Linked DNA regions of Homo sapiens: region 2 is linked to region 1. Evidence: chromatin loops called from intact Hi-C (ENCODE). Cell type or tissue: MCF 10A. All regions are shown on one strand. Each heading gives the region's core, and the rest is flanking DNA. Links, peaks and the distances in the headings are about the cores only.

Evidence for each region. A loop is a pair of places that touch in the nucleus more often than their neighbours do. Peaks named below come from ENCODE experiments on the same cell type or tissue, not always from the same donor. Only the 100,000 strongest peaks of a DNase experiment are listed, where the experiment ranks them.
Region 2: it touches region 1 in a loop (10-fold over the local background); 3 of 110 quality-filtered maps call a loop at or near these places.

What each region holds. Positions count from the first base shown.
Region 1 is chr5:4,847,602-4,855,944 of GRCh38, forward strand. The region is part of intron 1 of LOC107986400 (a long non-coding RNA gene); the gene reads right to left. Among named protein-coding and RNA genes, the nearest start is that of LINC02114, 78 kb to the left of the region's middle. RefSeq lists an enhancer at 7,347-7,848. In MCF 10A, for the core only: no CTCF peak of the experiment used is centred there; no DNase peak of the experiment used is centred there.
Region 2 is chr5:4,528,759-4,537,101 of GRCh38, forward strand. No RefSeq gene overlaps it. Among named protein-coding and RNA genes, the nearest start is that of LINC02114, 240 kb to the right of the region's middle. In MCF 10A, for the core only: no CTCF peak of the experiment used is centred there; a DNase peak (open chromatin) is centred at 4,903.

The DNA.
Region 1 (8,343 bases), core at 265-8,264:
AATAAAAAGAGAGACTTCCAACCCTTTTTTAAAATGAATTTTTAAAAGAAGATAAAAGAATCAAGGGGAAAACTAAAGAGATGGCCGTATTTCCTAGAGTTAAGCATGCAAATCAAAGGACAGAACATATGGGTGAAGAAAACTTCTCAGCAGGGTCAAATCCATAGGAGATTCTCATTGCTACCGGATCACGCTGTCCTCCAAAGACAGCCCGCTCAGATCAGGTTACCATAGTTTATGTACTTTATAAACTGAGCAAGATAAATAGTGTGTTAAGGCTTTATGGACTTGTTATGACAGCTAATTTTGTATTGCCTGACATAGTATCTGAGCAAATGTACAGATGTTCATTCATTTTCACTCCACTATAGATACTGTAAATTGAGTAACTCTGGAAGTCCAGTCATAACAGCTGACAAATATCCCTGCTACCTAGAAGAATGAAAGTTGTAAGTCACTGGACTTCAACCAAGAAAGTTAGCAGGGAACATGGGGGCCCATGCATCTTTTTAATGATTGCATTGCAGAAATCTACTGTGGGTTTCCTATGACAGTCTACCTGGTGGCTCAGAGGACACCTAATGAATCAGCCATAACTTTAAGTGACGTAAGGCCTGACAAATGAGGGGCTGCTGGCGTGCCTTTGAGTTTATCAGCCTCTCCGTGAAACCACCCATTGTGATCCAAACCTTGCCTTTGTTTTCTCCTTTACTGTGATCCCTTCCTAATTTTAAAAGGGTCAAATAGCTTTTACTGAACACAATGGCAGGCAGTCCTTCCTAAAAGTGTCACATGGCACATGACCCTAGCATATTTTCCTGCTCTTGAAGCTGACCAATCATTCTAAAGGGATTGTTTCCCAAATGTTATTCTCTGCAAAACATGCCAATATTTATTTGATTCTTATCCACAGGCTACTTATGACAGTTCATCTTTGATTTGAGGCTGATTAAAACATAATCTCCATGATAAAATACCAATTTTAAATATTTTCCATTTATTAAAGGGAATGCAGGAGTATCTCATAGCCTATATACATCAATAATTCCATGTAACTATTTGTACTGCTTATGATTTCCCATTTTCCATATGATTCTTGATTCCCAATCAAGAATCTCATGATTGTTGGTTTTCTTGGGGTGTATTTTAAACATCTTTGAAAATAAAGAATTTTAAAGAATATAAATGATAGAACTGATTAGATTATATATCTATATCATGTGCATTTTTGTTTGCTTTGAGTGTACGACTTAAAAATGTTTATGTCATTTTAAAGAGTAAAACAATAAATCAGTATTTTCAGATGCTCTTTGAGATTATCACGTCCACATTTGGTGTGTGTGTGAGGGTGTGTGGGACTTCTTTCACCCTTGGCTATAAACCAGAGGAAAGCAGTGATTAAGGTAATTGTGATGTTGTGAGGTTTTGTTGTTTTTCACTTATGTATATGTTTGTTGCTTGTTTTTGCTTATGTATATGTCTTTATGTATATATTTGCTTTTTAATGATAAATTGTGAGGAACAGAAACCAACACCAAAAAAGAATTGAATTGTAAATTGAGTCTAGTATTTATATTATTGTGCAAACAATATGAATAAAGCAAATTTCTTGTCATCATGGTGCTTCCCTTTACTGGAAAAACAAACAATAAAAAATTAAATATATACTACAATCTGAATTTCTCTAAAGACAAAGCAAGGTAAGATAATACAAAGAGAATATGGGTGACTTTTGTAGAAGAGTAAGGGAGAATATCTATGTGCACAAATGCAGAAAATAGTGAAAAAACATTTTTTTAAATATGAGTCACCTTTTTAAGCAACAACATTTAATAAGATAGTATTTAAATCTTAAGTATCAGCATTGCTTTTACCTCTAACTGTGTCCCAATATAACACACAACCAAATAACACTTTAACATCCATCTCAAACTTTTTTCCATTTCTAGTTTGCCAAAATTTGTGGAAGCATCCTTCCTGTCAATATCGTAAGACAGTATTTCAACTAGACAAAGAGATTTATCTATATGCACTTTCATCCATGCCTCAGTTGATTTTATGTTGCTTTTTTCATATTTCTTTTCCTATATTCCTGAGGAAATATTTTCAGAAAGAAATTTGGAAGGGTAAATGATACCTCTATGTTGAGAACCAATGGAGATGTTGAAGTAGGTTTTCTTAATGGAGAAGAGACATTGTAAGGTTCTTCAGAGAAAGTGTTGACAGATGATAATGATGATAATGATGGTGGTGGTGGTGGTGATGAAGAAGATGATGGTGATGATGATGATGATCGCAGAATCAACCAGAATGATGTTAAAGGGGACAAAAGGACCCAATAGAAAAGTTGGATATTACATGACATAAAAACAGAGATGACATTAGTCCTGAAGTTAAGGGGCTAGCTCATGCTCTGCCTTTACTTAACCAAATGACTCTGGGTTCCTCCCTTAAATTACCTGAGAATTGGATTTTTCTAATGTGGGCAAATGGGAGATATCAAGGCATGTTTGCCCTTCCCATAGGTGAGTAGTAGATTTTATTATATATGTAGTACTTTTTGCTGAGCCCAAAGATTTTTTTCAGCCTTTATTTTAGATTCAGGGGATACATATGCAGGTTTGTTACCTGGGTATACTGTGTGATGCTGAGGCTTGGGGTACAAATAAACCGGTGACTCAGCTACTGATAAGTACCTAAGAGTTAGTTTTTCACCCCTTTCCCCGCTCCCTCCCTCCCCCATCCAGTAGTCCCCAGTGTACCTTATTCCCATCTTTACAGCTCTGAATGCCCAATGGTTACCTCCCTCTTATAAGTGAGAACATGCAGTGTTTGGTTTTCTGTTCCTTTGTTAAGTTACTTAGGATAACGGCCTCTAGCTATATCCATGTTGCTGCAAAGAACATAATTTCATTTTTTGTTATGCTGAGCTCAAACTTAATTCCAGAATACAAGGTATATATTGTAAATTGATTAGATATACCCTTAAAGATGAAAACACATCAAGGATATTTTTGGTGGAGTGTTAGGAGGCACAAAATGTGAAACTGAAAGTATTCTAAGATCCAACATTATATAAATGGCAGTATTTCTGTCTTCTTTTAAACTGAATATTTTTTTTATATATACCCTAAATTTCTTCATTCATTCATCTGCCTATGGACACTTATGCTGATTCTATATCTTGACCACTGTGAATAATGCTACCATGAACACAGGAGTGCAGATATCCTCAAGGGGGGCTGATTTCCTTTTCCCTGGATATGTAACCAGAAGAATTGCTGGATAACATCATAGCCCTAAAAGAAAAATTAAGGAGCTTCTATACTGTTTCCTTATATAATGGCCATTCCAATTTACATTCCCAACCGTGTGTTTTCTCTTCTCCACACCCTCTCCATACACTTGTTGTCTCTTCTCCTTTTTACAGTAGCCATGTTAACAGTGAAATGATATCTATTGTGATTTTAATTTAATTTGCATTGTCCTGATTATTAGTGATGTTGAGCACTTCCTCACATACTTGACCATTTTTATTTCTTCTTTCGAAAAATGTCAATTCAGGTCCTTTGTCCATTTTTTAAATTGGATTATGTTTTATTTTTGCTATTGAGTTTTGTGAGTTCCTTATTAATTTTGAATGTTAACCTCTTAACAGATACATGGTTTACAAATACTTTCTTCCAATCTATAGCTAGATTATATACCATGACAAGTAGGATTTATCTCTGGCATGCAAGGTTGGTTTAACTATGCAAATCAATCAATGTGATACATCATATTAGAAGAATAAAGACAAAAATCACATAATGTCAACAGATGCAGAAAAAAGAATGACAAAATTTAACAACTTTTTATAATAAAAACTCTAAAAAATGTATATGACAATTTTCTTGACATAATAAAGGCCATTTATATAGAGCTTATTGCTAACAGCATAAAAAATTGGGAAAAACTGAAATCATTTCCTCTATGATCTGATACAAGGAAAAGACTTTTTCACTTCTTTTTAACATAGTACCAGAAGTACTAGAAAGAACACTCAGACAAAAAATAAATAAGTAAATAAATAAATAAATAAAAGGCATCTAGAAAAAAAAGAAGTAAAATTAGGCCTGTTTAAAGATTTCATGATTCTATAGCTAGAAAACTTTAAAGACTCCATACACACACACACACACACATGCACACACATACACAAACTGTTAGAACTAGTAAATAAGTCCAGTAAGGTAGCAGGATACAAAACCAATATAAAAAAATCAGTTGCATTTAATTACACTGATAAAAATATATCTGAGAAAAAATAAAGGAAACAATTCCATTTATAATAGCATCAAAAAAGAATAAAATACTTAGAAATAAATTTAACCAAATTAAAAAAAATTTACACTGAAAACTATGAAACATTGATGAAATAAATTGAAGTTACAAATAAATGAAAAGATAGATCATGTTTATAATTTAGAAAAATTAATATTGTTAAAATGACCATAAAGCCATAGCAATATACAGATTCAGTGCAATCCCTATCAAAATCTTAATAGCATTTTTTTACAAATATAAAAGGACAGTGCTAAAATTTTTATGGAGCCACAAAAGACTCTGAATAGATAAAATAATCTTGACAGGAAAAAAAAGTTGGAGGCATCATACATCACACTTACTGATTTCAAGTTGCATTACAGAGCTATGATAATCAGAACAATATGGTGAGCATAAAAACAACACATGGACCAGTGAAACAGAGTAGAGAACCCAGAAATAAATCCAAGCATGTATAGTTAGCTGATTTTTACAAAGGCACCTAGAAGACACCGTAAGTAAGGAAAGGATAATCTCTTCAGCAATGGTGTTGGGAAAACTGGATATTCGTAGGCAAAAGAAGTAAGTTAACCCCTTACCTTACACCATACACTAATGTCAAATCAAAAGTGAATTTAAAACCTGAATATAAGACTTGAAACCATACAATTCCTGAAAGAAAGCCTAAGGGAAAAGCTTCCTGATATTGACCTTGGAAATAATTTTTTGGATATCACACCAAAACCACAGGCAACAAGAGCAAACCTGGAAAAATGATCTGAAATGAAACTAAAACGCTTCTGCACAGCAAAGAAACCCATCAACAAAATTAGAAAATCCAAATGCTCTTTAAAGGTTCTCAAACAACAAGAGTAACTGAAAGATTAATATGAATCTTATTTATACTTAGCCCAAAATCGATTCCATTGAAATATAAAATAACTAAAATCTTAAATTGTGATTAAGATAATCCTTCCCTACTATATCTTCTGACCTTATTACTTATATTCCTATTTCTCCATTGTCATATTTAATAATTATTTCTGTTCTATAACCATAATTTCCATGATGCTCTTTCTTTAGTTTTATGTTTAAGTTGATTCATCTTTTCTCCAATTTTTTTACTTATTTATTGGCAAGTGGGAATTAGCAAATATGTATTTTATTTAAAAAACTCTTGCAATCTCTATCCCTTGAATTACTAAAGTTAAAATATATGCATGTGTTCTTTGTATTTGAATAACCATTTGGCTTGTTACTTTTTGCTATATTTACTTTTTAACATTTTGTTTTTTAATAATTATAGACCCACAGGACATCTCAAAAACAGTCTATGAAGTCCCTTGAGCCATTCACCCAGTTTCTCCCAATAAGGACATCTTACATTAATCTGGAATAAGATCAAAGCTGGGAAACTGGCATTGGCACAATATGGTTAACTGGACTACAGTCTTTATTCAGTTGTTACCAGTTTTTCATGCATATATTTGTATGTGTGTGATGTGTGTGTGCGTGTGCAGTTACATGCAATTTGATCCTGAGTGTTAGAACCACCACCATCAGTAGACAGATGAGTCATTGCTTTAGACCAGTGGTCCCCAAGCTTCTTGGCACCAGGGACTGGATATGTGGAAGATGGTTTTTCTATGGACAGGGGTGGTGGAGATGGTTTTTTGAGATGAAACTGTTCCACCTCATATCATCAGGCATTAGTTAGATTCTCATAAGGAATGTGCAACATAGATCCCTCACATGCACAGTTCACAATAGGGCGTGTGCTCCTGTGAGAATCGAATGCCATGGCTGATCAGACGGGAGGTGGAGTTCAGGCAGGAATGCTCACTCACCTGCTGCTCAGTCAGTTCCCAATAGGCCACAGATCAGTACAGCTCCATAGCCCCGGGGGTGGGGGACCCGTGTTTTAGAGGATCTCCCTCTGCAGCCAGTTATATCTCCATCCCAGTTCCCTGCAACTACTTATGTGTTCTCAATCTCTGTATCTTTCTTATTCCAACAAAATTATATAAATGGGCTCATGTGGCATATACAATTTGAGATTGGCTTTTTCACTAAGCATAATTCCCTGGATATTAGTTGTTACAAGCATCAGAGGTTTCTTCCTTTTCATTGCTGAGTAGTTTTCCATGGTATGGATGGCCTATGCTTTGCTTAACCATTCAGTCACTGAAAGACAACTTGGTTGTTTCTGGTTGAGGGCTATTCTGAGTAAAGCTGCTATGACCATTCATGACTAGATTTCTGTGTCACTAACAGGTTTCCTTTCTTTAAAACAAATGTCCAAAAGTGCAAATGCTGGGTTGTATAACAAGCATTTTTTATTTAAAAATCTGACAAACTGTTTTCCGGAATGGCTTTGTCACTTTCCATTTCCAAAAGCAGTGTAGGAGTGAGCTAGTGGCCCTGCAGCTTCACCAGCAGTGGGTATTTTCACCTTGCTGGCAGATGTGTCCTAGTATTTCAGAGTGATTCTAATTTATATTTCCTTCATGGCTAAAGATATTGGGCATCTTTTCACACCCTCTGTAGCGAAATGGTTGTTTGTACCTATTGCCAAGTTTCTAATTGGGTGGTGTGCTGTTACTGTTGTTGTTTTATACTTCAGAGTTTTGAGAGTTCTTTAAGTTCTTTATATATTCTACTTACAAATTCGTTGACAAATTTGTTGTTCACAAGTATTTTCTCCAAGCTGTTACTTGTTTTTTCATCCTTTTTATGGTTGTTTGGAGAACAAACATATTTTAATTTTGAAGAAGTTCAATTTAGCAAATTTTTAATGTATGGATCATGCTGTTACTGTCACATCTAAGAATTCTTCACCTAGTGCAGGTGAAAATTTTCAAAATTGCTTTAGTTTTAATTGTTCTAGGCCTTTTGCCTTTCTATGCAAAGTCCAGAATAAGCTTATCTATCTCTACAAAAAAGTTCTTGCTGGAGTTTCGATAGGCATTGCATTAAACCTGTAGATAAATTTAGGGAAAATTCACGTCTTTAATATGTTGAGTCTTCCAGTTTATGGACCCTGCATGTTTCGTATTTATTTAGATCTTAGACTTCATCAGTGTTTTATAATTTTCAGCACTCAGACCTTTTACATGTTTGGTTTGATTTATACTTAAGTATTTCATTGTGTTTATTTTTCATCATCAGGTAATTGGAAGTGAAGTTCCAGTTAAAACTTTGCTTTTCAGACACAAAGGCTGCCGTTCCCCCTCTGCCTGGCTGCCACTCCCTCAGGAAAGCATTTGCAATTGCAAAGCATCTCTTTATCTGGGGAAAATTCCAGGCACTGAGACAAGCTAGTGCATAGTCGTGTGCATGGGCTGTTTTTGAATGGGGAGGGCGCTCCAGAACGTGGTGGCCTTGAGTAGGGTCTCTGAACAACAGCCGCAGGCTGGCCCTCACCTTTCACAACCTCTTCCTTTCATCCTCACTTAGGAACCACAGACTTTCTAGAAATACCTGGGTTGTCCTTAGGGTTTCTGTCAGTGGATAAAGAGGCCATAGGTTTTACAACAGAATGAAGGTAACTTGAAGGACACAGGGAATCAGTCTGTAGTCTCCTTAAATGTTCTCTTTGGATTCAGAGACACTTAAAGCAGAGAGAAGGATATCTCACAGCTCTTGTAAGGTACCGCGTGCCTACGCTTGGTTTGAGTGGCCGTTTGGATGTGGAATTTTTACTTTCATCAGCAGTTTCCTTGTGCAGAACACACGTCGTGAAGGGCTTCAGGGTGTCCAGAAGTTGAGGTGCGACATGTTGCAGGGACCAGTGTGTCATGAGTGAGGGAGACGCAAATCTCTGCACCCCATGGGATCATCCACATGGCCTGTGACACAGAGATGGCTCTGCAGCCTGAGAGTCCGCTCCCTGACAACCACAGGGATCTGGAATAGAGAATCACACTTGTGAGAGTGTGTGTACATTCATATATGTAATTTTTGTCTGATTTGTGGTTCACTAGTTTTTATTGGAATTCCTTTCTCTATTTTATAATTACACTAGCTCTAGTTTTTCCT
Region 2 (8,343 bases), core at 256-8,255, 320 kb before region 1:
CATCTTTTAATCTTTTGAATATACATTTTCAAATCATGGAGGAAAAGAGTCATGAATCCTCAAAAGCAGAGCTCATTCACACGAAGTCTTGATGTAGAAGTTCAGAGGTAAAAGAGAAAACATATCCACACCAGAGAGAAATCTTCAGTTCATCATGGCCTCTACATACTCCATGAGAACTAAGAGAGGTCTGATGCGTTCTAATCTGAGAATTTCATTCCAAGAACTGAAAACACGTATGGAAACAGCATGAGGAAAGGCTTCTGAGACTTGGGACCTCAGACGCATGGGACTTCAACATCCACAGCATTCAACTTTCGATCGAAAACCTTTTTTAGCGAAAAAGTAGGAAAGTATCCTACATGCCATGATGTGTCTCCAAATGGGAATTTAGATATCTGGTCAAATTTAGGTACGTGTTTGAACTAAAAATCCTCCAGAAAACAGGGTGTGGTAGTGCCAAGCAATGCCGGGACTTTGGGGAGACTCTCAGGGCAGCTAGATAGTTTGCAATTACCTTTGAAATAATTAGAATTTTTGCTTTACCTTCGCATTTCTTTTACTGTAACATTTCAATAGATTATAAATTTGTTCAAGGTTGTAGTCAGGTTTACTTAACTAACAGAGTGGTCTTTAGAACATAAAAAAATGTCTCAGGGGTCCCAACTTCAGTGCTAAAGAATTATTTGAAAACTAGCAAGGAGTATTCCTAAAAGGAAAACAGCTCCCCAGAGCTACAGACCCACACTTAACATCCCTGTGCTCCTTGAAGGGACACATAGGCTCTAGCCCACAGCACAGTAGGGATTAATAGGATATTAAGTGTCCAGGCTCCCACCTCAGAGGGCTTGTGGTCAGGCTATTAATAGGCTTTAACCACATGGTTGAGGTTTATTTGGGGACCTGGTACTTATCTCTCTATGCGCGTTACTTAACCTCTCTTCTCTTTTTGTCAATAGAACAATAGTAGCCATAATACAAATAAAGTAATATTAATTTTTATTAATAGTATGATTATTATAATCATGATAGTATCTACATTGTGAGTCTGTGGTATAAGGGGTAGAGTAGACAATACATTTAATAAACTTAGGAAAGAGCCTGGCTTATTCAGGAAAAGTAAAATAAGTAACTATTATTGTAGGTGAAAGCAGTTGCTTAAAATGCCATTACAAGGTTCAAAAATAATTAGTAAAAACTTACTTTTAGACTGCCTCTCTCAAACAATCCAGGTCCTAGTCAAATGATCACGATCTTCCTAGTTGCAGTTTGTTTAACTTGTAGGTGTCATGTAAGGGGAAGATTAGCTGCAATCTAGCTGTAAATGGATAGAAAGTGACCTTTGCTGTATTTTTATGTCTTGTTTCAAAATGTTTTCCACTATTGAGTTTCGTGTTGAAGTTACATCCTCTCATGATGCCCCAAAACTTACTGAAAACTTGGGTGATAGGAATGGAAATTAAACGATCAAATCAGTTCAACCAGTAAAAAAAGTTTATGCAAAGCAGGACAAATGGCAGATCACCAGACTGTCAATCATGACTTTTCCTTTGTCTTTAAAAAGCTTCTTCTATAAACAGTTTTCCTAAATGCTTTGATCACTTCATTTGGATAATGCCAATAAAACCGTTAGCATTGACTGAGCATTACTAAACAGTAACACACGGTATTTATGTCACTCTTCACAAAATCGTGTGAGACTGATATATATTATAATCTCAATAAATATCAAGGAACCAAGAACTAGAGAATTTAATTCCAAATTTTGTACATTCTACAGCTGATACCTAGGCTGCCTCGAAATACGTCACATCTCATTGTGTTGCTATATGACCGCTTTATGTTTTGACTTCGAATAAAAATTCTGAGGATTTTAATCTCAACCTAGTCATTGTCAATCATTTTCCCTTAAAATTTTATACATTTTGTTACTATCGCGTAGAAAGAGGAATTTTGTGGAAGTAAACAAATTGTCACTTTGAACCATAAGTATCTTGATTTTAAGAAAATTATTATTTAAAAGATACATTTTTAAATATTTCCAGATAGCTTTAGAAATGTATGACCAGATTACCTATGAAAATATGGTAATTACTTTAACCTAAGGAAAACTGTGTACTAACCTACTGATTTGTCCTACACAAGTGATTATCAAGACGTGTTATTTTATCTATAAAGGAGGAAATCTCAGAATATCTTGATGATTTCTTAGTTCTGTTAACCATATTTCATGCTGGAGAATATTTGGGCAGTCAGTGGATTGTAAATGCAGCTCTCAGATGAAGGTTTAAAGGAGTGTCATCCTTGCGGGTGTGGGATGGAAACAAGCAGAACTTATCATTTTGCTGGTTTGTTATATTTTAAAACAGGAATGCGCACCTTGGGTATGACTGTGAGCCTAATCTAACGTTATTCATCTCTGCATCCCTGCTGCTGTCTACGGCTGGTCGCTGGGACATGACCCGGGCTTCCCTTGCTGACACAGAGGATGGGCCTCCCTGGGACTTGGGGCACTGAGTGGTCTTGGCCTTGGTGATTGTGCTGGGGACAGAGGGCAGGGGTCCCCTCAACACTTCAATTTCACCCAACCGTGTGTCAATGAGCAGGAATTTCACACCCTCTTTTGAGAGGAAAAATAAAGCAGAACACTTCTAAAGCCACCCTGCATCCCCATGAGGCGTGATGGACCCTGACACAGCCCGGAGAAGGCCGGGCATTCGGCCGACTCCTTGTTATGGTGACCTTGAAAACACGATGGGAAATCTGGAGAGAAAAGCAATTTCATCTTTGAAATTACACACTGCTCTGCTCATTCATCTTGATAAGCACTTTTAAGGAATAATAATAAAAAAAAGAGGTGGGAATATTGCTGCTATAAGGGCGGCGGAGGCCTCCCTTCTGTAGAGTCAGTCGTAAATTTAGATGTTCAAAGAGGCATTTGATTTCTATTGTGAAGCTAAATTGGCCACTTTACAAGGTTGAAAAAAGAAAAAGAAAAAAAAACATAGAAGAAAATTTGTTTAAAACAAAATTATTTTGTATTCTATTTTTAAAATGTAAACATTCTGACTGTGATGTTTATTTAAATAGAAACCCTACCCTCTATTTTGTTCTTATACTTGCCATTGGGTTGATTTACTGTGTGTGTGTTGTGTGTGTGTGTGTGGTCTTTGCCCTGAGGGGAAAAGGAACCCTACCAACTCACCAGTGTAATTATCAACTCCTTGAACTCACATAGTTTGGGTCTGTCTCAAACACGCTCAAAATAATGCAACACCTTACACAAAATCTGCTCTCCCTGTAGTCTGGAATGTTTCACTGTTACAGGAATAACAGGTCCCTCTTTGGAATCCAGCGCTGATAATACTCTCTCCCTGTTATCATGATTCCTCACTGAGAAAGGAGGTGAGAGCTGTAGTTTTAAACCCAAGAGGAGGCCATAGCAGGCAGACACTACGAACAAAGGCATGAAGCAGGTTGTGTCCCAATTAGAAGAGAACAGGGCAAGCCCTGAACTCATGCTGAACACAGTGAAAAGTCTGCAGCCCACACCTGCCACCTCCTCTAACAAGAAAGAGAGCAGGGGCTATATCTGGAAGTTCCTGGCAGTTAACAGATAGAAGAAAAAACACAACTTCAAAAATCATCCCTTCTCTTTACTGAAGACCCCCTCAGGAGAACTCTTGGAAGGAATCCTGTGACCTGCCAGAGTGAGCAGTCAGTCAGCAACCTGGGGTAAGACCTCCCCAATACAGTGTGCTGTGCCGTTCCGTGCACCACATCCGATCTTGAAAAGACCAGAACAGGCTCGGTGACAGCTGCCTGTGAGTGATAGTGATAAGGAACAAAATGCCTAATGGGCACTGGAGTCTTCCCACCTCACGCAGAAAAGCCAGGAAGACAGTGGAATCTCCTGTGATTGTCTCCGGGTACCTCTGGAGCAGCGCCTGGCATGCAGGGCTGGACGGCAACCCTCCACTGCCACGTGCACTCCAGGGGCGCCTTTGCGCACTTCAGCTTGCTACACAGATAATTTCTCATGCCATGGCTGGGAGAGAGAGAAGGCAGTTGTGCCACCAAAGCCTGCAGATCATATCACAGATGACATCCTCCCTGACTCAACGCTGTGCCGAGGAGTCTGAAGCTCCCATCTGCAGAGGGTGTCCCCCTGAGCATGGAGAGCATTCAGTGAGGTTTTCACTGATACTGATGCTGGGTTCTCCTTCTGCCAACCACAAGCTTTGAGATTTGGGGTCAATTATGTCTTCTTTATAATGGGGATAAAAACAATATATAACCACACAAGGCCCTGTAGGTGTGAATTGCTTGGAGCACATGTGTGATGCAGATTCCTACTAAGAGTGTCTATTTTCCTATAGACATGTACTACCTGGAGAAGATGCCTTGCACGAGAAGATTTCTCCTACTTTCCTCATCTTCTTACACTCAGTAATGATGGTAACACTGAAGAAAGATACGATCATAAGAATAACTACAATTGAGATGTGATTAACTCATTGCATTATTTATTTTGTCCTGGCTCCAGAGCAGTTTTTGAGATCAACTTTCTCAAACAGCACCATTTACATGCTCCTCCAACCTCATCAGTAACATTCATGACACTGTAAGGGCGTGCATGTGTATTGTGCTTACGTACTGACACAAACCCAGCCAACAGGTTACGGATCCATACTCCAAAATAGTGAGATGAATTTAATCAGCTCTTGTATTTAATTTTCCTTTGCCCGCTTAAGGGACTTTAGATTTGAACTGAGAAGGAGAAAGTTGGCTGGAATTCATCTATGGAGAACTGATATTCTTCAGAAGCACAATAAGATGGAATTAAGGACCGGCTTGTGTGAGGATGTAGCTGATGAAATAAGAAACAGTGTAGCCTTTGGCCGCTTCCCAGACTACTATGGGAATTTCCCAATTGCTTTGTCTGGGATTAGTTTTGACATCTCCAAATTTCCAAGCAAATCTCTCACAGGAGAAAAGAATAAATGCTGTTTATTGTTGAGGGGAAATTTAGCTCCTCTTTGAAGGTAATTATTCTTTTCAAAAGATAAGGATCTCCCCTCTCCTTTAAAATCACTGAAAACCCCTTGCAGGGTCTCCAGAAGTGTGTGGTTTACTGCATGGCAGACACCCACTGATGACTCATTTATTTCTCAATTAAGTCTTAAACATGAAGGGCAGATTCTTTCACTCCTAGAATCTGGGAGCTGGGGAGAGAAGCACTTCATTAGTTGAATGAAGAGATAATCTGTAGATAGAATTTGAGAGATTAGGAAAAGAAGCTGACTTCTGGGTAATAACACATTAATTTAATATGACCAGAACATGTTTAATACCCAAGGAGATATTTTCAGTAATATTTTAAAAACTAAGTTCTTCATTTGATTTATTCATCCGGTAATTCACCCTTGATGAAGGATTACGGTAGAACAGTATTGAGTTCTTGATTTCAAATAAAACTGGGTGAATGTGCAAAAGGTGTGCAGAAGGCAGGATTCATTACTGAAGCTTTGATCTTGTGTGGTATGATTCTGGTGCCAACAATACAGACTCAGACTGAAGGTAGAGCATGGATGTTGATATGGCACAGTGGTGACTTGGGAAGATGCACTATGGCAAGGAATAGACGTCCACGTAGTATTCTTGCAGCATTCTAGGCACTAGAGATATGTGGGAAATGGGCAGTGTGAGCATGTGCTGCCACTGATGGTGAGGGAGGGGTTCCTGAGGGTGAGGGGCTCTGTGTGAAGGCCGCACAGACTCTTCCATTGCACACAAAGAATTTCTCATCTCTTGAAGGGAATGGACAGAAAATGCTAAAGACTAAGTCTGTGACACAGTAGCTGACTTTCAAAAAAATGTAAACACCCAACCAAAGCAGGTCTGTTCTGCCAAGATCTGGACCTTGGTTGGGAAAGTCTGGGATGCTGCCTGTGGGCTAAATGCATCTTGGAGAATGCTCCCTATATTAATCCATTCTCACATTACTATAAAGAAATACCTCAAACTGGGTAATTTATAAAGAGGTTTAATTGACTTACCATTCCCCAGGCTGTACAGGAAGCCTGGTTGGGGAGGCCTCAGGAAACTTTCAATCATGGTGGGAAGGGAAGCAAGAGGAAGTTTCCATGGTTGGAGCAGGAGGAAGAGAGAGAGGAGGGAGGTGCTACACACTTTTAAACAACCAGATCTTGGGAGAACTCACTCTCTCACGAGAACAGCACCAAAGTGGAAGGCAATTAGATCATTCTCTCGAGAATTCACCCCCATTATCCAATCACCTCCCATTGGGTCCCACCTTTAACCTTGGGGATTACTATTTGACCTGAGATTTGGGCGGGGACACAGACCCAACTATCACTCCCACAGCTTTTGACTCCTCAGATGCCCTGAACTGCCAACGGGCAGAATCATCCCATGATTTCTGAGTATATGGCAGTGAGTCTACCTTACTTGGACACAGTGCAGAGGCCCCTCCCCCACAAGGTAACTGGGGCCCTCTGCAAGGCCTGAATGTTTATATTCTCCTGAAGTCCATAGGCTGAAATCCTAACCTTCAAAGTGGTGGTATTAGAAGGTGAGGTCTTTGAGTTGTGAGGGTGGAGGCCTCATGAATGAGATTAGTGCCAGTATAAAAGTGGTCCCAGGGAGCTCCCTCACCCTTTCCACCATGTGAGGACACAGTGGGAAGGTGCTGTATATGAACCAGGAAGTTGGTCCTCACCAGACGCCAAGTCAGCTGGGACCTTGATCTTAGACTTTCAGCCTCTAGAACTGTGAGCAATAAACATCTGTTGCTTATAAGCCACAGAGTTTATGGTATTTTTGTAACAGCAGCTCAAATGGACGAAGACATTCATTCCCTCAGAACTTGCCACTACTTTGCAGCCCTTTCAGTAGGCCCATGATGAGGGTTTAGTTGCAGCATAAGTCACTGGGAAATGTTTTGGGGAGATGTCATGGGTCAACGTGTGGCTCACTAAAAGATATGTGGAAGTCTAAACCTCAGTGCCTGTGAATGTGACCTTATTTGGTAATAGGTTCTTTGCAAATGCAATCAAGTTAGGATGAAGCCATTAGGCTGAGTCCCAAACCAATACAATTGGTCCCTTCATAAGAAGAAGAAAACATCGTGTGAAGACAGACGCACCAGGAGAAGACCAGGTGACAAAAGAGACAGAGGCTGCAGTGATACCCCTGCAAGCCAGTGAACAACAAGGAATTCACCCAGACTCCCTCAGGGAGTGTGGCCCTGCTGGCTTCCGTATTTCAGACTTCTGCCCTCCAGGACTATGAGAGACTAAATTTCTCTTGTTTTAAGCCACCCAGTTTGAGGAAATTTGTTATAGCACACACAGGATATTTCTACAGGAGGAAAGGGACTGAATTCCAAAGGATCTTCAAAATGTAGCCAGCCTGCACCAGCAGAAGCCAGGAGGATATACCTAGGATTGTATTTTGAAGGTGCTTGATTAAGGAAACTAGAACATAAAATTTACATGAAAGAGTATATTGGCTTGGGAGTGCTCTTCCTCTTTGTAGGATTTACCACCTTTTCAAGGATGCCAGGGAATTGTGCAGACTTGCTACTAGAATTGCTCAGACAAGCCTGGCCAAAGTGATTGCCCAGTCTTCAAACAGCTGCTATGCCAGCATTGCTGTGGTGGGCCACGGAGGGAGGGATTGAAAGGCTTAGAAAGTGTGCTTGCTGGAATGGATATAGCCTGGTAACCCACCACATTTTCAGGAAGGCTGAAGGACTCACACTTTCCCCAAGCATAGAAGGACACAAGCATCTATAAAGCTTTCAGGGGTGGCCCTCACCTGCAGGCCTGGGCTGAGAGGAGAAGAGGACAATAGGGCTCCTCTCACTGCTAGCAATGGAGTTGACTGGACCCTGAGACAATGAGGCAATGTGCTGGTGCCAAGGAATGGCACTTTTCTTAATGACTAGCCGGCTTTAAGCAGCATCCTAGGGGTCCTGACTCACACAGGGTAATTGAGATGGTTACGATGATACAGCAGGTCTACATGGGCTTCAGGCCAAGGCACTGACAGCTTAGAGCAGCAGAAGGTGTCAGTGTGGATGACCAGGAGACTGAGGACCCTCTCTCCAAAGACAGCTTGCTCCCTTGCCCAGTGTCCACACCTGAGCCCATTTCAGACCCAGAACCCACTGACTGAAGAGATGTTGAGTTCCCAGGAGTGAAGATCAATCTTATCACACCATGACAAGTAACATGGGATGATTCTCTCCTCTGTCTTTCCTGAAGAGACCTATGGACATTTACCCAGGAATCTGTGCCTGCAGGAAAGGGATATATA